Regions from separate parts of the Mus musculus genome. Here region 1 is linked to region 2. The links are chromatin loops, found by intact Hi-C in ENCODE. Cell type or tissue: left cerebral cortex. All regions are shown on one strand. Each heading gives the region's core, and the rest is flanking DNA. Links, peaks and the distances in the headings are about the cores only. Region 1 has its middle 34 kb from the start of Barx2. Region 2 overlaps Arhgap32 (Rho GTPase activating protein 32).

Region 1 (10,389 bases), core at 1,642-9,641, 310 kb before region 2:
GCTGGTATCCGTTTTAGTGCCTCCTTTTTCATTCCTGTTTTATTAACTTGAGTCTGCTCTTCTCTGCTTAGTTTAGCTAAAGGTTTGTTAATCCTGTTTGTTTTTCCAAATATGAGAATAGTTGTTTCATTGATACTTTGTAGTATTAGTTTGTCTCCATTGTGTTAATTTCTTCCTGGTCTTCTTATTTCATTCAATGTTATGATTTGGTGTTTGGTTATGGTTTGCTGAGCCTCTAAAACTCATAATTTATTTGAGATCTCAACTATTTTTTAAATGGGTGTATTCGTTGTTGCTAGTTTTATTTTAAATGTATGAGAGTACTCTGTCTGCATGTACACCTGCATGCCAGAAGAGGGCATCAGATCCCTTTATAGATGGTTGTGAATTAAACTCAGCATCTTTGGAAGATCAGCCAGTGTTCTTAATCACTGAGTCATCTCTCCAGCCTGTTTTCTTTCCTTCTTTGGTTTGTTTGTGGTTTCTGTTTGTCTGTTTGGTCTGTTTGGTTGATTTTTGTTTTTGTTGTTGTTGATGTTGTTGTTGTTGATGATGATGATAATGTCTTTGGGTTTTCTGCTTTGGTTTTTTTCGTTTTTTGTTTTTGAGACAGGGTTTCTCTGTGTAGCCCTGGCTATCCTGGAACTCTCTCAGTAGACTGGACTGGCCTTGAGTGCTGGGGCTAAAGACATGAGCCATCACCTCTGGCTCTCTTCTACTTTTATTCATATGAGTATACTGCAGCTGCCTTCAAACACAAACTAGAGGAGTGCATAGGATCCCATTACAGATGATTGTGAGCCACCATGTGGTTGTTGGGAATTGAACTCAGGAAGAAGTCATTGCTCTTACCCGCTGAGCCATCTCACCAGCCCTCTCTTCTACTTTTTAATGTAAGCTTTTGTAACTATGAATGTCTTTGTTAGTACTGCTATCATTATGTCTCGGGTATATTATGTTTTTATTTTCATTAAATCCTATAACCTTTTCAATTTTCTTCTTGATATCATTAACGACCCACTTATCACTCAGTAGTGTTATATTCACATTTATGTAGTTTCTGTCATTTCTCTTCCAGTTTTAATCCACTGTGACAAGATAGAATACAAGAAATTATTTCCACTTTTCTATATTTGTTAAGGTTTTCCTTGTGTCCTATTTTAAGATCTATTTTTAAGTACACTACATGACTGCTTAGGATAATGTATATTCCATAGTATTTGAATGGAATTATCTGTAAATGTATATTATACACACTTAACCTATAATGTCATCTCTGCCCTTTTGTTTTGCTTTCACCTCTGTTTTGTTGTTTGCTGTGTTCCTCTGTTACAGATTTTTCTGTTTTGTTACTCGTTGTGATGACCCGTCTCTGAATGCAAGTGGGTTATTGAAGTTACCCACTATTATTGTGTTGGGGTAAATTTGTATCTTGACATTCAATAGTGTTTGTCTTATGAAATTGGGTATGCCAATGTTCAATGTTTATGTTTGGAAATGTTACACCATCTTGATGAATTCTTCCTTTAATCAGTAGGAAATTACCTTTTTAAAAAATATCTCCTCTGACCACCTTTGGTTTGAAGTCATTTTGTCATATTTTATCAGATATTATAATGGCGATGCCTGAATGCTCTTTTAGTTTATTTGTTTGGAATGTCCTTTTCTTTCTTTATGCTCCAAGCTTGCTTGTCTTTAACAATGAGGTGTGTTTCTCATAGACAGCAAATAAATGATGTTGTGTGGTGCTTGTTGTTGTTGTTGCAGTTTTACTGTGCTTTGTTTTGAGAAACAGTCTTACTCTATAACACAGGCTGGTCTGAAACTCAGGTGTCTATGGTCGTCTGAGTGAGAGTGGCCCCCATATGCTCATGTGCTTGAATAGTCAGAGCCCTGTTGGAAGAACAGTTTGGGGAGGATTAGGAGTGGACTTCTTGGAAGAGGTGTGCATGAGGGGCTGCTTAGGGATCAAGATATGAGCTTTCAGCTGCTCTTGACACAATACCTTTGCTGAGCCATCATGGACTCTATGCCTCTGAGACTGTGAGACTAATTAAACACGTTCTTTTATACGTTGCCTTGGTCATGGTGTTTTATCACAGCAATAGAAAAGTAATAAAGACAGCATCCTCCTGCCTCTTAAGTACTTGGATTTACAGGAATAGCTAGATCTTGTTTTTGTTTGTTTGTTTGTTTGTTCAACCTGATAGTCTGTCTTATGGTTGAGGAATTGAAACCTCTAGCATTTAGTTGTTACTGAAAAATATTTATTAATTTCGGCCATATTTATATTTCATAGTGTTCACTGTTTTCCTAACCGTCGTTTACTAACTGCCATCTTAACAGCTTTATCTTTCCTCTGTCCTTATAGATGTGTTCCTCTTTCTCTGAAGGGCATAAAATCCCTTCAGGTATCTTCTGCAGTGTTGGTGGCCATGCATTTCTTTGGTTTATCTAGCTTATGTTTATTCTGGACAATTTTTGTTCCTCCATAAACTATGACAAATAATTCTTCAGGATATAGTAACCTGGGTGGGCAGTAATTGACTCTCAGAACTTGGCTTAAATTGTCCCATTCTTTCTGAGCTTTTAGATGAGAATTCTGCTGGAATTCTGATAGGTTTACGTTTATATAGAACTGGATGAGTCGTTCTTACAGCTCTCAGGATTTTTCTTTTGTTCTTTATACTTAGCACGGTTACTACATGATATAGGAAAGGCTCTTTCTGTGTCCTGTCTGCTTAGTGTTCTAAATGCTCCCTGAGTTGGTAAGGCATTTCTGTATCTAGATTTGAGAGGGTGGTTTGTTTTTGTTGTTGTTTTTGCTATTGTTGTTGTTGTTGCTGCTGCTGCTGTTGCTGCTGCTATTATGGTATAAAATGCCTTTATCCGAAAGTTCATTTTCTAGCCCCATGATTCATAATTTTTTTCTTTAATGGTGTCCTGTAAAGCTCATATGCTGAGATGGCTAGTTCGATGTCAGCTTGACACAAGGTAACATCATCTGGGAAGAGGGAACCTCAATAAAGAAAATGCCTTTATAAGATTTATCTTTAGGCAAGCCTGGAGGGCATTTTCTTAATTAGTGATTGATGGGGGAGGACCCAGCCCATTGGGTCATCCCTGGGCTGGTGGTCCTGGGTTCTTCTACAGGAAAGTAGGGGGAGCAAACCACGGGGAGCAAGCCAGTAAACAGCATCCTCCAGGGCTTCTGCATCGCCTCCAGGGCCCTGTGTTGTTTGAGTTCCTGCCCTGACTTCCTTGGCTGACAACCAGTGATGAGGAACCATAGGCCTAAAGCTCTTTCCTAGGCATGTTGTGTTGGTCATGGTGTCCCGTCACAGCAGTGGTAATCCTAACTAAGACATATGCTCTGTTCATTCTCTATCCGAATATTCTTGCTAGTGTCGGAATGTAATAATTTACCCATCTTGTCTTCCACCACGGATATTCTGCCTTTGATCTAGTCTATTGGTGGAACCTTATACTGATTTGTTATTGAGTTAATGGACACTTTATTTCTTTCTCTTTATTAAATTTATGTTTTATATCCTGTATTGACTCCCTAACTTCATGCAGCTCATTATTTGCATTCTCTTTTAATTTGTTTAGGAACTTTTTGAATCCCCTTTGATTCCATTACACATTCTTAGAATTATTCTCTTGAATTCTTTGGGATTTAATCATTCTCTTTAGAATCTCGTATCAAGGAATTAGCACTATTCAGAGGGATCAGCTGCCTTGGTTTTTCTCGTGTTTCTTGTATTTCTACATGGGGACTTTTTCATCTGGTGTAGCCTCAGTAGCTGGGTTTTATGTATTTCAGCTGTGTTCGTTCAGTATTTTCGTTTTGCTGTTTTGGTTCAAAATAATGTTTTTAGACAATATACCCTGATCCAATTGAAGTACTTATGAAGCTCAGATGAAACTAGGTTGAGGTGTTCTGTCACCCTGAGGGAAGGAGAATGTGTTCTGCTGTTAAACCCTCCGGCATGTGAGAACCCCAGGTCCTCTCTGAGATTCGAGTGTCAGCTGCAAATGCAGCCACAGTCGTGACTCTGAATAAAGTGACAAGGACAGCACTGCATGTGCTGAGGACATTAGTGTCCAAGACTAGGAAAGGCAGGGAGGCAGACTGAGCACAGTCCCCCAGTACCCTCCCCTCCCCCACCTCCACACCTGCCCCAGTATCTCAGCCCAGGCTCTCTTCAAACACATTTGATACCTCATCTTGAACTTAGGATTCCCCCTTTTCTCTGCCTCCTAAGTGCTAGAATTACAGACATACACTCCCACATCCAGGTCAGGAGTTACTATTAGACCAACTGAGAAGAAAAAAAATCCAGGAGGAAAAGTAGATGGAGATAGGAAACTGGGATCGAGTTAAGACACTCGAATTTAAAGATGATTAAAGCCAGCCAGGCAGTGGTGGCTCCTGCCTTTAATCCCAGCACTCCAGAGGCAGAGGCAGGCAGACCTCTGAGGTATAGAGAGGCCAACCTGGTCTACATAGTGAGTTCCAGGACAGCCAGGGATACACGGAGAAACTCCTGTCCCAAAACGACAACAACAAAAACAAAGCAAAACAAAATGAAAAACAAAAAAATGCAATTTAAGCCACAAAAAATTTAAAGAGCAAAAAGGGGGAGGGATGGCAAAGACAGAGAGAGAGAGAGAGAGAGAGAGAGAGAGAGAGAGAGAGAGAGAGAGAAAATTAGGTGAAGATAAGGGAAAAGTACACAGATGCTGTGTGGGGAGAGAAGGTGATAGAACGGATAAAGAAACATACAGAATAAGCATAAGCCTTAATGAACAACATAAAGACCAATGCAAAACCATGAAGAGGAATATAATTTTTAAATAAAGTAATACAGATTTTGAAAAATATAATGGGCAGGTATGATGGCTAATTGGGTAAAAGAGCTTGCTAAGCCTGGAACCCACATAAGAGTGGGTGTTGGGTTTCTAAGTCGGGTTCTGATGTTCCACGCCCCTCTGTTGGTCACGTTTAGAGCTTGAATACTCGCCTTTCATTGTGTTTCTTGGCGTCCACTTCTGGAGTTCCCCCAAGTTTGGGATTAAACCAGTTCATGTGTGAAGAATCCACCGTCTGTCACCACAGTTCCTCAGTCCCGTGTTCTCGGCTTGCCCAGGCTATGCTGTCAAAGACAGGTTCATGAGTCAACAGGTCAGCTGTCATCCCGTGTCACTTCACAGAGTATGTCCAACCACAGTTTCTTTTTCTTCTCTTTTTAAAACTTACTTTACTAGTTTGTGCGTGCAGGTGCAAGTGTATCTGGGCCACATGCATGCAGGGCCCACCCAGAGGGCAGAACAGGGTGTTGGATTCCCTGGTGTTGGGTCCCCTGGGACTGGAATTAAGGTGCTTGTGAACTGACTTATTGGTGCTAGAGAGGAACCCAGGTTCTCTGGAAAAGCAGCAAGTGCGTGCTTAACCACCGATCCATAATTCTAAGCCCAACCCCAGTTTCTTACTAGACACCTTTTATAAATGTTTTCTCACATTTTGTGGGTTGTGTTGTTTGGGTTTGTTTGTTTTTTGTTTTGTTTTGTTCTGTTTTTTCACTTGTTAAAAGTTTTTTGAAGCACAGATGTCTACATCTTGTTGGGGTCTTTTTATTCTTTTAGTTTTCTTTTGTGAATTATGCCTTTAGTGTGGAGTTTAGCAAGGCTTTGCCAAACACAAAATCTCTTAAATGTTCCCACATGGTATGAGGAGAGGGTCCTCCTTCCTGTGGACACCAGGTGTCCAAGTAGCATTTGATAAAAAGTTTATTTTATCAATCATACTGTCTTGACACTGTTACAGAATCAACTAACCTGAACCCACATGGGCTCACAGAGACTGACCCACCAACCAAAGAGTACACAGAGGCTGGATCTGGGCCCCCTACACATTTGGAGCAGATGTGCAGCTTGGTCTTCATGTTGGTCCACTAACAACTGGAGTGGAGAGTGAGGGGCTGTCTCTGACTCTGTTGCCTGCCGTTGGATCCCTTTCCCCTAACTGGACTGCCTGGTTGGGCCTCAGTGGGAGAGGGTGTACTTAAGTCCTTCTGGGTCTGGATGCCCCAGGGCAGTGGTACCCAAAGTGGGCCTCTTCTTTGAGGAGAAGGGAGAGGGTAATGGGGGAGAGATTTGTAAGGGTGGGACTGGAGGTACTGACCTTCAGAGACTTGAGATTAGTACAATGGCGCCTTCCAGGAAGTTCTTCGTTGGGGGCAACTGGAAGATGAACGGGAGGAAGCAGTGCCTGGAAGAACTCATTTGCACCCCGGACGCAGCCAACCTGCTGGCAGACACCGAAGTAGTTTGTGCACGGCCAACCACTTACATCGACTTCGCCAGTCAGAAGTTGGATCCCAAAAGCTCTGTGGCTACACAAAACTGCTACAATGTGAACAGTGGGGCCTTCCCTGGGGAAATCAGCCCTGGCATTATCAGAGTTAGGAGCCACCTGGGTCGTGCTGGGGCACTCGGAAAAGAAGACACGTCTTTGGAGAATCAGATGAGTTGATTGGGCACAAAGTGAACCATGCCCTAGCAGAGGGACTCGCGGTGATCGCCTGCATCGGGAGAAGCTAGGCGAAAGGGAAGATGACATCACTGAGAAGGCTGCTTTCGAGCAAACCAAGGTCATCGCAGATAACGTGAAGAACTGGAGCAAGGTGGTCCTGCCTATGATCCTGTGTGGGCCATTGGGACTGCGACCCCTCAACAGGCCCGGGAAGTACATGAGAAGCTCTGGGGATGATGGGGTGGCTCAGTGCACCCCGATCGTTGATGGAGGGTCTGTGACTGGAGCAAGCCAGCCTGACGTGGATGACTTCCTCGCATCTCTCTAGCCTTTTTGTGGACACCATCAATGCCAAACAATGAGCACTGTCCAACCCTCTCCCTGCCTGCACAGCACGGACAAGGTTGCCCAGAAGTTTAGTAACTGCTCCCACCAGTCACATGCTTCTGATGACATCATCTGTCCCGTCTTGTGGCTTAACCCACACTGTACCCTCCTGAGCCATTTACACTCCCCATAACGGTTGAAACCAGGCCAGTTCCTTTACCACTTACAATGGGTGGAGTCAAGTATGTCACAAAGTGACTTCTTGAGAAGGGAAGGAGGAGAACTGACTGTACTTTGGGCCCTAACAAGTGAAATCGCCATCCATTGGTTTGGGATGGAAACTCATGGCTGGAGCACAGGAAGTGGGCTTCGTGTCACTTTGGCCTGTCACTTACATAGCCTTGGCTCTCTAGCTTCACTCTCAAACCCTACTGGATGTCTGATGCAGAAATTCAGAGCCTCTGGGTCTGAATTCAGTATACATGAAGGCCGAGACCCTCTTACTCTAAGAGGCCTGGGATGGTCCCCTCCCCCACAGTGCCGAAGCCGTGTATTGTGTTTGTGAACCATCCTACAGGTAAGGGAAATAAACACCTGGGCATTAAAAAGGTGGGGGGGGGGGGGACGGGGACTGGAAGGAGAAGAGGGAAGAGGGCTGCAATCAGGATGTAAAGCAAATAAAATCGCTGCATTAGGATAAAAAGCCAAGTGAACTTCCTGCCCCACTTAGTCTTCTTGTCCAGTTCAGGTTGCTGTGCACCTACTACAAAGCGAAAAATCGCCTTTCCTGGCTACTTTCTTTTTTTTTGGGGGGGGGGGGGGTTCGAGACAGGGTTTCTCTGTATAGCCCTGGCTGTCCTGGAACTCACCCTGTAGACCAGGCTGGCCTCGAACTCAGAAATCTGCCTGCCTCTGCCTCCCGAGTGCTGGGATTAAAGGCGTGCGCCACCACGCCCGGCACCTGGCTACTTTCATTTTGTTCCCATGTACCTTCTCCGACAATATAATGCAAGATGCATAAGTAATAAATGACTTAAGGTGACAGTATCTGTGTTCAAGGATATTAAGAGGAGTAAACACATTGTGAAGATTTTGATCTCTAGTGCATTTTGGTTGTGTGAAGGAGAAATGTATCATATTAAGGGAACATATGTCTTTTTAATGTTTGTTATATTTTATTGATTTAAATAGATGTACAGGGGTAGCATATTGACTTCAGACAACCGCTGATGGCTAGTTTTATGAATCAACTTAGCTAGGCTATTGTTGTAGGTACTTTAGTTGCTGTGATAAAATAGCACAATCTAAAGTTATTTATGAAAGAAAAGGTATATTTTGGCTTGTAGTTGAGAAAGATAAGAGTCCGTTGTGTAGGGGAGCACAGAAGCAAAGAGCTAACATCAGATGTGACTGTAAGAGCCGGCACTGAGAAAGCACATTTCCATCTATGTAAAGGAACAGAGAGAATGAACGGAACGTGGAATGTGTATGAACTCTAAAACTCACCCCCAGTCAGGTTGTACCCCCGAAAGGTTCCACATTCTCCCCAAGCAGTGCTCCATGCACTCAATATTTGAACCTGTGAACCTATGGGGGACTGTGGTAGTTTGACTATGCTTGGCCCATGGGGAGTGGCACTATGAGGAGGCGTGGCCTTGTTGAAGGAAGTGCGTCACTGAGGAGGTGGGCTTTGAGAGCTCCTAGTGCTCAAGCTCCTCCCAGTGCAAAAGAGAGAGCTTCCTCCTGGCTGCCAGAAAAGCCAGTCTCTTCCTGCTGGCCTTCTGATAGATGCAGAACTCTGCAGCACGCTGCTGTGTTTTCCATCATGTTGATAATGGACTAAACCTCTGAAAGTGTAAGCCAGCTCCAATTAAATGTTTGTCTTTATAAGAGTTGCCTTGGTCATGATGTCTCTTCACAGCAATAAAAGCCTAACTAAGACAGGGACATTTCTTATTCCAACCACCCGTGGTTCTTTAAAGGAGTTCTGAAAGGCTGCTAGGTAGCTTCAATGCCCTGGATTCTTACAGAAGCAAACTGAAAACTAAGTCCCATTTTCTGAAATGAGAAACAGAGAGAGATGATCTAACTTAATATATCAGAAATGAAAAGAGGGACATTACAATCAATGCTGAGAAATTCAGAGGATCAGGAAAACATACTTTAAAATTCTGTATTTTACCAAATTAGAAAAATTTTTGAAAAATGAATGAATTTCATATATATATATATATATATATATATATATATATATATACACATGTATACATATATATTTATATATATAAAACCACTAAAGTTGGATTAAACTGAAATAAGAAATTTAAACAGACCTATAGCCATCAGTGAAATAGAAACAGTAATTAAAACTCTTTCAACCAAAAGAAAAAAAAAAAAAAGCCCAGGGCCAGATGTAGTTAGTGCAGAATTCTATTAGACCTTCAAATTAACATCAATATTCTTCAAATTATTCCACAAAAAACCATTTCCTAGTCTTTTTATGAGACCACTATTACCCTGACACCAAAATCACGCTAAGACCTTCTCCCTAAAAGGAAATTATAGAACAATATCCCTTATTGTTCTATATATAATCATAGATACAATATATAATAATAAGTATAGATATAAATATTCCCAATAAAATACTTGAAAATAAAATCCAAAAAACACATCAAAAAGATTATCTGCCATCATCAAATTAACTTTATCCCAAAGATGCAAGAATGGTTATATATATATGTGTGTGTGTGTGTGTGTGTGTGTGTGTGTGTGTGTGTGTGTGTGTGAATAAACATGAATAACCATATAAGCAGAGAGAAAAATAATCACATGATTATCTCATTAGATTCAGAAAAGGCCTTTGACAAAATCCAGCAGACTTCATAATAAAAGTCCTGGAGAGATTTGGGATACAAGGGCACACTCTAATAAACACTCAATTTACAATAAGATCATAGCCAACATCAACCTAAATAGAAGAAACTCAAAGCATTTCCACTAGAATCAGGAACAAAATGTTCACTTCCTCCATATCTATCTAATTTAGTACTTGAAGTTTTAGCCAGAGCAATAAGATAACCAAAGGAAATCACGTGGATACAAATAGAAGAGAAAAAAGTCAAAATATCTTTATGAATCTCCACTATACAAAGTGGACCTAAAAACACCTCCTAGAAACTTCTGTGACTGATAAACAGTCTCAGCAAAGTAAAAAGACACGTAGTTAACCCTTAAAAGTCAGTAGCTTTTGCAACTGGTGGTACTACAGAGTGGTGGTGGAACACACTTTTAATCTCAGCACTCAGGAGGCAGAGACAGGCAGATCTCTGAGTTGCAAGGCTAGCCTGTTCTACAGAGTGAGTTTCGGGACAGCCAGCGTTACACAAAGAAACCTTGTCTCCAAAAAAGGAAAAAAAAAGAAAATTAGTAGCTTTTCCCCCCAGGGAGAAATTAGGAAAACAGTACCTTTCACAATAGCCACAATAGCCTCAAACCATACGTGTGTGTGTGTGTGTGTGTGT
Region 2 (10,389 bases), core at 1,250-9,249:
CCACCGATAGGGTTGCAGATCTCTTTAGCTCCTTGGATACTTTCTCTAGCTCCTCCATTGGGGGCCCTGTGATCCATCCAATAGTTGACTGTGAGCATCCACTTCTGTGTTTGCTAGGCCCCGTCCTAGTCTCACAAGGGACAGCTATATCACGGTCCTTGCAACAAAGGCTTGCTAGTGTATGCAATGGTGTCATCGTTTGGAGGCTAAATGGACCATCTAGAGACTGCCATATCCAGGGATCCATCCCATAATTAGCCTCCAAACTATGACATCTCTTGCCTTTAAGTAGCACAACTCCATGTTTTCATGGGGCCTTCTTCTCTATGTCTCTTTGTCTTTTATTTTCACCCTCCTTGAAGAAAGGAGCCACTGTAAGATGTCATCAGAGGGGCTGGAGGAGTGGCTCAGTGGCTGAAAGCTCTTCTTTTCTTTCCTTTCCTTTCCTTTCCTCTTCTCTTCTCTTCTCTTCTCTTCTCTTCTCTTCTCTTCTCTTCTCTTCTCTTCTCTTCTCTTCTCTTCTCTTCTTTCTTTTTTTTTTTTGGGGGGGGTTTGTTTTTTGAGACAGGGTTTCTTTCTGTAGCCCTGGCTGTCCTGGAACTCGGAAATCCACCTGCCTCTGCCTCCCGAGTGCTGGGATTAAAGGTGTGCGCCACCACGCCCGGCTGAAAGCTCTTCTAAAGGACTGAGTTTGCTTCCTAGCAGCAGAGACTCCTCCGAGGGATCCCTTACCCTCTCTGGCCTCCTCGGTCCCTGGCATACACGTGGGGCATACTCACATGAACATGTGCATACGAGTAAAAATAAGAGTTGTAAAGACATCACCCAAGGTTACCAAGTTGGTCTTTTGGAAACTTATAAGAAGAGAATCTTTTAGTTCACCTTTGGGCTCAAGTTCGTAGGCTTTGGAAAGTTGTTTGTTTTATTTTTTTTCCCCACACTGGAAACAGAATGATGCAGCACATTCCATACTGGGATAGTAAGCTGAATATGACTGCGAAATGGACAGCTCATCACACTTGGAGATTCAAGTGTTGCTAGGGAAAGTCCAGACCCTTTAACTGTATAGTCCTTAACAATCAATCACAGGCTTTACACTGCTTGGTTTTTATTATTTAGGTGGCAGGGCAGAAGGAACCCTCCGCTCAGCTAAAAGTGAAGAGTCCCTTACTTCTCTCCATGCAGTTGACGGTAAGACTAAAGTGTCCTCGGATGGATTACATAAAACACACAGAGGCAGCAATGTTATGAATATATACTTAGCAAGAAGGCTGTGAAATATCACTTCCAGTACTATTAGCATTAAGTATGGTTCAGTTAAAACTCATGGATATTTTAATATGGTGTGGTATTTTGGCAACAAATACTGTTTATGTAAAATGGCTGAAATGTTTCAAAGCAAACATTTATATTTGTCAGTGCTTAAAAGTGAGTGTCACTGTTTCCTTTAGATTTGGTAACTGGAGCAGCTTTGAGACTCATTTGTTAATGATGGGTGGTCTTCAAGGGTCATTAGTAGTTGGACCTGGCACCTTAAAGTGAGTCTGCCTCCAAAGGACCAACATCACCTGGCAGATACTGGAGGGAGGTGTGGTTACAGCTTAAGTTAAAATTCAGAATCAGACTTTATGAAAGCAAGTGTTGTGCTAAGCTGTGCCACTTGGATTTGCTTGGAAAGTGAAAAGCCTGTTTTCATTGGAAAAGAAGGAAGGATTTTAAGTGTGTGAATAGAGTGCTTTATTAAATGTGTGTAAATACTTTTTAATTAGGAAGAAGTATCATTTCTTCTTGTCTGGGGTACCATAAGGATATTTCCCCATAATAAACAACCTTTTGTTACTATTTGATACCCAAGGTGCTACTTTCAGTGATGACTTCTACCTTGCAAGTCAAATATGAGACCAGTGATAAAATAAGACACAAAGAAAGTAGGAACATTTGCCCAAAGTCATAGCAGTTGTCAATGTTGAGTTTGGCATACAATCCAAGAGTCTCTTGCCATTTTCTTACCCAGGCTGTGGATCAGCTGTAGTTCATGTGCTTTTTAATTAGTGTTTTATTTAGAAGTTCTTTTGCCACAAATGTAACTGATGTTTGTACACCCAGAGACAGTTCATGGGACGAGAGATTGAAGTTGCATGATTCCTGCTGTACTAGATAGGTGACTAGTGGTGGTGCTGTGTCCTGTGACAGCCATGCTCTGACATTGCTGTCCATTTTTACCAGGTGATTCCAAGTTGTTCCGACCTAGAAGACCCAGATCCAGCAGCGATGCGCTCTCTGCCTCTTTCAATGGCGACGTGCTGGGGAACCGGTGCAATTCCTATGACAATCTGCCCCACGACAACGAGAGTGAAGAGGAAGTGGGGCTGCTCCACATTCCAGCTCTTGTGTCTCCTCATTCGGCTGAGGATGTTGACTTGAGTCCACCAGACATCGGAGTGGCCAGTCTGGACTTTGATCCCATGTCATTTCAATGTAGTCCTCCAAAAGCTGAGTCAGAGTGTCTGGAGAGTGGTGCTTCCTTTCTGGATTCATTAGGTTATACCAGGGATAAACTGAGTCCCAGTAAGAAGGATGCAGAAGCAGGTGGTAGCCAGTCACAGACTCCAGGAAGCACCGCAAGTTCCGAACCTGTATCTCCAGTCCAGGAGAAACTGAGTCCGTTTTTCACCCTGGACTTGAGCCCCACTGACGACAAGTCTTCTAAGCCATCTTCATTTACAGAAAAGGTTGTTTATGCTTTCTCTCCGAAGATTGGGCGGAAGCTAAGCAAATCTCCTTCCATGAACATATCTGAGCCTATTTCAGTGACTCTCCCACCTCGGGTATCAGAAGTCATCGGTACGGTCTCCAATACTGTAGCTCAGAATGCATCACCTACATCTTGGGACAAAAGTGTGGAAGAAAGAGATGTCATAAATAGATCCCCCACCCAGCTGCAGCTAGGAAAGATGAAAGCAGGTGAGAGAGAGGCACAGGAGACCTGTGAACCAGAAGCACAGCCCCTGGAACAGGGGGCAGCTGAAGAAGTAGAGTTGCCAGGGACAGAGGAGCGGCCTGTCCTGAGCAGTCAGAGCAAGGCTGTACCGTCTGGACAGAGTCAGACAGGTACTGTTTGTTCTCCTCCGTTCCTTCTCTAAGCTAAAAGGGGTCTTCCGTCCTGTGTGCCATCTGTGCCTTTTAAGAGAGCCTTCTCCACAGCTAGGCTAGAATCAAAGAATGTTTTTCTGAATGGTGCTGAGGGCTCAAAGCCCTAAACTAAAATGAAGCAAACAAAACTCCCCAAAGGGCCCATGGTCCTGCTGCGAGCCTTCACAAAGGACCCCTTAAGTCTCTGGACAGTCAGGATTCATGGATAATTTTTGCACAACTGTGTAGCTCTTGATTCTGTTTTCTCTTCTAATGCATATTCTATTCTAGCCTTACAAGTTGACAAGCCAGTGTAGCAGTACCATCACAGTCTGAGCACTGGAAGCTTGTGCTCTAAGTGACCTTTTCTAAGTCAGTGGAGGCCTGCTTCCCTCCACCCTCTGTAGCAGTTCAAGAGGACTGGCAGCCTTTAACACTGTGGTAGTTTCCCTTTCAACCAGATGTGGTTTCAGCAGCATTTGCATGTGGGATAGAAGATCATGGATTGCAATTTTGAAATATGGAAGGCATATTTTTATGTTTTTAGTGATCACATGGGGAGTGTTTGGCTTTCCGTATAGGGTAACATAAGCTACCTTTTCATTCTAATTTTTTTTCCCAATTTCCCACTAGGAGCAGTTACCCATGACCCCCCTCAGGATCCCGTTCCTGTCAGTTCAGTCTCTCTTATCCCACCACCACCGCCTCCGAAAAATGTCGCCCGAATGTTGGCACTAGCGTTAGCTGAGTCTGCACAGCAAGCCTCAAGTCAGACACTGAAGAGACCAGGGGCTTCCCAGGCTGGGTGCACTAGTTATGGAGACACGGCAGTCGTTCCATCTGAAGAGAAGCTGCCTAGTTCCTACTCTAGCCTTACTCTAGATAAAACCTGTTTCCAAACGGACCGGCCAGCAGAGCAGTTCCACCCGCAGATCAATGGACTCGGAAACTGTAACCAGCCTCTCCCTGAGGCAGCAGCTATGGGAGGTCCCACCCAGTCCAACACAACTGACTCTGGGGAGCAACTCCACCAAGTAGACTTAATAGGGAATTCGCTACATCGAAACCATATATCTGGGGATCCAGAAAAGGCTAGAAGCACTTCAGCTCCCTTAACAGACTCAGAGAAGTCTGATGATCATGGAAGTTTCCCTGAAGACCACGCTGGGAAGAGCAGCGTGTCCACTGTCTCCTTTTTGGAGCAGGACCAGTCTCCACTCCATTTCTCCTGTGGAGATCAGCCCCTCTCTTACCTTGGTACCAGTGTGGATAAACCCCACCATTCCTCAGAACTTACAGACAAATCTCCCATGCCTTCTACTTTGCCTAGGGACAAAGCCCACCACCCTCTCTCTGGGTCCCCTGAAGAGAATTCCAGCACAGCCACCATGGCTTACATGATGGCAACTCCAGCAAGAGCGGAACCGAGCAACAGCGAGGCCAGCAGGGTCCTGGCTGAGCAGCCCTCGGCTGCTGATTTTGTGGCTGCCACCCTTCAGCGCACGCACAGAACTAATCGGCCCCTCCCTCCACCTCCTTCCCAGAGGCCTGCAGAGCAGCCACCAGTTGTGGGGCAGGTACAAGAAGCACCAAGTATAGGATTAAATAATTCCCACAAGGTAAGCTAGAGAGGAAGTCAGTGAAGTAGTATACTTTTCCCAAGGTATGCCATTCGGTAGGATGTATTATCTTTTAGTCAGATGCGTGTCAGTCAGGTGGCAGATTTCCATGGAATCTGCCATTTGAAGCAGGCGGTCTCTGCCTGTGCCTGGCTATTGGCTTTGTGTAATGACAGAGCAGCCCCTGGTGACTGCAGCTTAACTATCCTTGCTGCTTCTCCTTCCTTCCTGAAGCACTGAGCTCTTTCACGGGGACACACTGACAGAATGAGGCAGAGGGAGCCCAGGGCTGCAGTAGTGATTGTCTTTTCCAGCTGCCTCACTGTTCAGGTGACTGAGAGTGAGTCATGTGACCACCTTGTGACTACCCAACCCTTGATGTCTGTATTGAAGGTACTTCATCTCCAGGGCTTTCAGAGGTCTAAGGAGTGATGATATCTGGAGTTCTTGTTATTTCCCTGCTGTGAGCAGCTGTGTTGCATAGTTCAAATGCCTGCGTTGGGGGGGTGGGAGTGCTAGATACAGAGTGCCAAAGAGTTTTCCTAATTCCTACAGGTTTTGTGGTAACCTTAACCAAAAGGAGTTAAAATTCTGGCCCTTCCTGGAGGGTACTAGCTGTAGAACTTACCTCTCAGGGACAACATATTTTATCTGTGGGCCCACTGACAGGATGGACAAAACGCAGAGGCAGTAAGCCCTCACATGCTGCCACTGCAGACAAGTCACTTTGAAACTCTTCCCTGTATCTGGAAGTTTAAAACTGCTTGCTACATGGAACTGAGTCACTCTGAAACTCCTGCCAGCTGATAAAATCAGCTGCTTTCATTAAATAAAATCTTCTTGGTGCTGAGACCAATAGGTAGGATGTTTATTTTTTTTAGGCCCAGCACTGGTTTTTTTGCCTAATCCTGTCATTGGTTCTGCACATTAAGATACCATTGTAGGCAGTCTCTCTTCACATTTCAACCCTAGCAGGAGTTAGCAAACACTACACATGTCTCCATAGGTAATAGCGTACTGTGTAGACACACACATACTCTTTTTTGGGGGGCTATGGGTCAGGTTCAGTGTAACTGAAGAGCTTGGACAAAGTTTGAGCTGTCACCCAAATAGCCTGGGTTTGCCCCTTATAAATGTATTAGCATTTAGCTTTGAGGGGTTGGTGTTAAACAACAGACTCTTAACATCGCTGTCTTCCCACAGGTCCAGGGAACGGCTCCAGCTCCCGAGAGGCCACCTGAGTCTCGGGCCATGGGTGACCCCGCACCCATCTTCCTCAGTGATGGCACTGCTGCTGCCCAGTGTCCCATGGGCGCCTCTGCTCCTCAGCCTGGACTGCCTGAGAAGGTTCGGGAAAGCAGCAGGGCTCCACCACTCCACTTACGTGCTGAGTCTTTTCCTGGCCATTCCTGTGGCTTTGCTGCCCCAGTTCCCCCAACACGGACAATGGAGAGCAAGATGGCTGCTGCCTTGCACTCCAGCGCTGCAGATGCCACCAGCAGTTCAAATTACCACTCCTTTGTCCCTTCGTCAGCCTCAGTGGATGATGTGATGCCCGTGCCACTCCCCGTCTCACAGCCTAAGCATGCTTCTCAGAAGATAGCCTATTCCTCCTTTGCTAGGCCTGATGTCACCGCAGAGCCCTTTGGTCCAGAAAACTGTTTGCATTTCAATATGACTCCAAACTGCCAGTTTCGCCCCCAGAGTGTTCCTCCACACCACAATAAGTTGGAGCCACATCAGGTATATGGTGCCCGGTCAGAGCCACCAGCCTCCATGGGTCCTCGTTATAACACCTATGTGGCGCCGGGAAGAAACATGTCTGGACACCACTCCAAGCCGTGTAGTCGGGTTGAGTATGTCTCTTCTCTGGGCTCCTCGGTTAGGAATCCTTGTTGCCCTGAAGACATTCTACCTTACCCTACCATCCGGAGGGTACAGTCCCTCCATGCACCCCCACCTTCCATGATCCGCTCTGTTCCCATTTCACGGACAGAAGTTCCCCCAGATGATGAACCAGCCTACTGCCCAAGACCAGTCTACCAGTATAAGCCATACCAGTCCTCCCAGGCCCGCTCAGACTATCACGTAACTCAGCTTCAGCCTTACTTTGAGAATGGACGGGTCCATTATCGCTATAGTCCGTACTCCAGCTCCTCCAGCTCCTATTACAGTCCTGAGGGGGCCTTGTGTGATGTCGATGCCTATGGCACAGTCCAGCTGCGGCCCCTCCACCGCCTGTCCAGTCGGGACTTTGCTTTCTACAATCCAAGGCTACAAGGAAAGAACGTGTACAACTATGCTGGTTTGCCTCCACGCCCACGGGCCAATGCAACTGGCTATTTCTCTGGTAATGACCATAATGTAGTCACTATGCCCCCCACTGCTGACGGAAAGCACACCTACACCTCATGGGACCTTGAGGACATGGAAAAATACCGCATGCAGTCCATCCGCCGAGAGAGCCGAGCACGGCAGAAGGTAAAAGGGCCTATCATGTCGCAGTATGACAACATGACACCAGCTGTGCAAGAAGACTTGGGAGGGATCTATGTCATCCATCTGCGCAGCAAATCAGATCCTGGGAAAACTGGACTTCTCTCTGTGGCAGAGGGGAAAGAGGGACGGCACCCAGCCAAGGCTGTCAGTCCTGAGGGGGACGAGCGTTTCTACAGGAAGCACCCAGAGTCCGAATTTGACAGAGCCCACCATCATGGAGGGTATGGCAGCACACAGGCAGAAAAGCCATCCCTCCCGCAGAAGCAAAGCAGCCTTAGGAACAGAAAGCTTCACGATATGGGTTGTAGCCTCCCAGAGCACAGGGCGCATCAGGAAGCAAGCCATAGGCAATTATGTGAATCAAAAAATGGACCACCTTATCCCCAGGGAGCTGGCCAGTTAGATTATGGGTCCAAAGGGATGCCAGACACTTCTGAGCCAAGCAACTACCATAACTCTGGGAAATATATGACATCAGGGCAGGGGTCTCTAACCCTGAACCACAAGGAAGTGAGGCTTCCCAAAGATCTGGACAGACCTCGAGCCAGGCAGCCACCTGGCCCTGAGAAACACTCCAGAGACTGCTACAAGGAGGAGGAACACTTCTCTCAGTCTATGGTCCCACCCCCCAAACCAGAGAGGAGTCACAGCCTAAAACTTCACCATACCCAGAACCTGGAGAGGGACCCCAGCGTGCTATACCAGTATCAGACACACAGCAAGCGCCAGAGCAGCATGACTGTTGTGTCCCAGTATGATAACCTGGAGGATTACCACTCCCTGCCCCAGCACCAGCGAGGAGGCTTTGGAGGGGCGGGCATGGGGGCCTATGTGCCCTCTGGCTTTGTCCATCCACAGAGCAGGACATACGCCACAGCATTGGGTCAGGGGGCCTTCCTGCCCACAGAGTTGTCCTTGCCACATCCCGACACGCAGATCCATGCAGAATGAGCCCCGGGAGCAATAGAGTTGAAGCAGCCTCTGCTGGACAGTGGACTGTTCTATTTTTTTTCCAATAACCAAAAAGATTTAAGAAAGAAAAAAAAGCTACAAACCCCTTGGCCACATGAAAGAAGTATAATAAAAGCAAATCACCACCTTCCCCTCCCACTCATTACCGCCTTATCCATCACAGGCTGTGCTGTTTGTCCTTACAGAGAGCTGGATGATGTAAAGTGCTGTGCTGAAAGCCTAGTAAAGAAGTTCTCGCCGGCCGTAGACCCTACTTGCTCTATAGGGCTGATCTCTAGGACCCCAAGGACTGCCTTTAACCCACTGAATTTAACTTTGCCCTTCCTTCTTAGCACTTGCAACCTAGCTCAGAGCAGTTTGCCTCTATTTCCTGGTGGGCTTCCGCATTTCTTGTTGTGTTCCCACTCCCCTGTCCAGGGCCGTGTAGCCTGCCCAGGTGGACTCTCCACTCTTTTCTGCTTTCATTATCCCTCTCCACAAAGGAGTCTAGTATTCTAAATTAGAGAGGAGAAAAACTCCCTGATCCTTGAGCTACGTCACTTAGACTGCTAGTGGATTAAAAGGTAAAGGAATTAGGATTTTCAGCATTTAGTGCCACATCACTGTAAGTAGCAGGTCCAATGTGAGCCATATTCCGCACTGTCAATAATTGTTCTCTTGACAGGGTGGGAGCTCCTAAGGAGCTTTCTTTGAAAGATGAAGTTCATATGTATTGTCAGTGAACTCTGCTAACATAGAGCATCAGTAGTGCTTCCAGTGTGCTACCAGCCTGCATGGCCCACAACAAGATCCGCACACTTTAGTGCCAGTACAGAATCATCCACAGTGTTCTCCTTAAGAAAGGACAGCGTGTCTAACTACAGAAATCCGTTTTCTAGGGATAGAAATGTACACACTATTATGTTTCTGACCTAGAGTACAGATCCCCTGGGAATTTGTAGGATCCCTAGAAGTTGTCTGTTAGGCAACTGTACATTGTTCGTTGTTCCTCAGTACACAGTCCGTCTCATCCACTGGCATTCTGGGGGTCGCGTGGTTTGGCTCCCCTCATTGTGCGGTCACAGGCTTGCTGCATTTGTCACCGACACCAGCATTTCAGAATAGTTCTTTCTAACTCTCTAGACGTGTTAAACATGTGAATGCCCAGGACTTTGTTTTGAAAGTTGCATTCCTTACTGGGTTTGGGATGTGGCACCTCTGGCCCAGCTTCCCTCTGGTTTTCTCGGCCCATCTCACCCTAGACAGTGGAGACTGGTCAGGCAGTCCTGTGTTTAGATTGAGTTAGATTGGCATTTCATTCCATAAATCATGATGATACTTGAGTTTTGTACATTTGTATCTTTTAAATACTCCGTAGGAGACACAGGAGATTTCATTCCATTTACTGGATGGTTGCTGCTCTGGCTTTTTTGGATTAGAGTATCTTTTATTTAGAGCAAAGGAAGAAATCTTTCAAGAGGCTAAAGTCCTGCTGCTGTGACTGCTGTGAATTTGTGAAAGATTAGGTTTATGGCAGTCTTTGTAATTAAATCATATAGTTGCATTTTAAGGTTATATATTTAGAATTAAAGTTTTAAGAACATGCTCATATTTGGAGATAGTCTACGAGGTTTTCTTTATTTCCCAGATTGACCAGAGAGTAACAATGAAGTCCAAAGCAGATATCTGGAAACACCAATACATGCAAAGGTCTATGAGAACTTGGGCATCTGCATTAAAAGTGCAGACCTGACTATCAGAGTGTCCGGAAACCTGATGGGTGCCGCCACGTGGCATACAGATGTGTAGATGTGTTGGCAGACACCTTTTTTAAAATTTTTTTGTAGCCTTAGTCATCTTTTTTGTCAAGGAGGCAACTCATTGGCCTCTGGAAGACTACACCAGCCCTGAACACTATCCTTAGCAGCACAGATGGAGGGATAGAGGCCAGTGCCACAGTGAGTGAGACAAGTTGCTTCTGTAACTTCAGGCCTTGCCTGAAGAGAAGTGCTACAAGGTCCAGGCCAATTTTGATATTTGTGGATTAGTTTGTCACACGTAGTGTTTGCTCCTGAAACTAAAGTCTCTTTTATAAATACTAAGGTTGATTCCTTAGAACAACTTCTTTATTAATAACATCCTTTGGGTTCAGAAATGTCAGAAAAAGTATTTTAAAGATAGAATCATA

The links. Hi-C counts contacts between places; a loop is a spot of excess contacts. Peaks named below come from ENCODE experiments on the same cell type or tissue, not always from the same donor. Only the 100,000 strongest peaks of a DNase experiment are listed, where the experiment ranks them.
Region 1: it touches region 2 in a loop (3-fold over the local background); 5 of 42 quality-filtered maps call a loop at or near these places.

What each region holds. Positions count from the first base shown.
Region 1 is chr9:31,942,166-31,952,554 of GRCm38, forward strand. It overlaps the pseudogene Tpi-rs4. Among named protein-coding and RNA genes, the nearest start is that of Barx2, 34 kb to the left of the region's middle. In left cerebral cortex, for the core only: no CTCF peak of the experiment used is centred there; no DNase peak of the experiment used is centred there.
Region 2 is chr9:32,252,948-32,263,336 of GRCm38, forward strand. It overlaps Arhgap32 (Rho GTPase activating protein 32), which reads left to right. Exons shown (of 23, transcript NM_001370958.1): 20 at 1,120-1,191; 21 at 2,227-3,111; 22 at 3,766-4,751; 23 at 5,955-10,389. The coding sequence ends at 8,201. Among named protein-coding and RNA genes, the nearest start is that of Kcnj5, 86 kb to the right of the region's middle. In left cerebral cortex, for the core only: no CTCF peak of the experiment used is centred there; no DNase peak of the experiment used is centred there.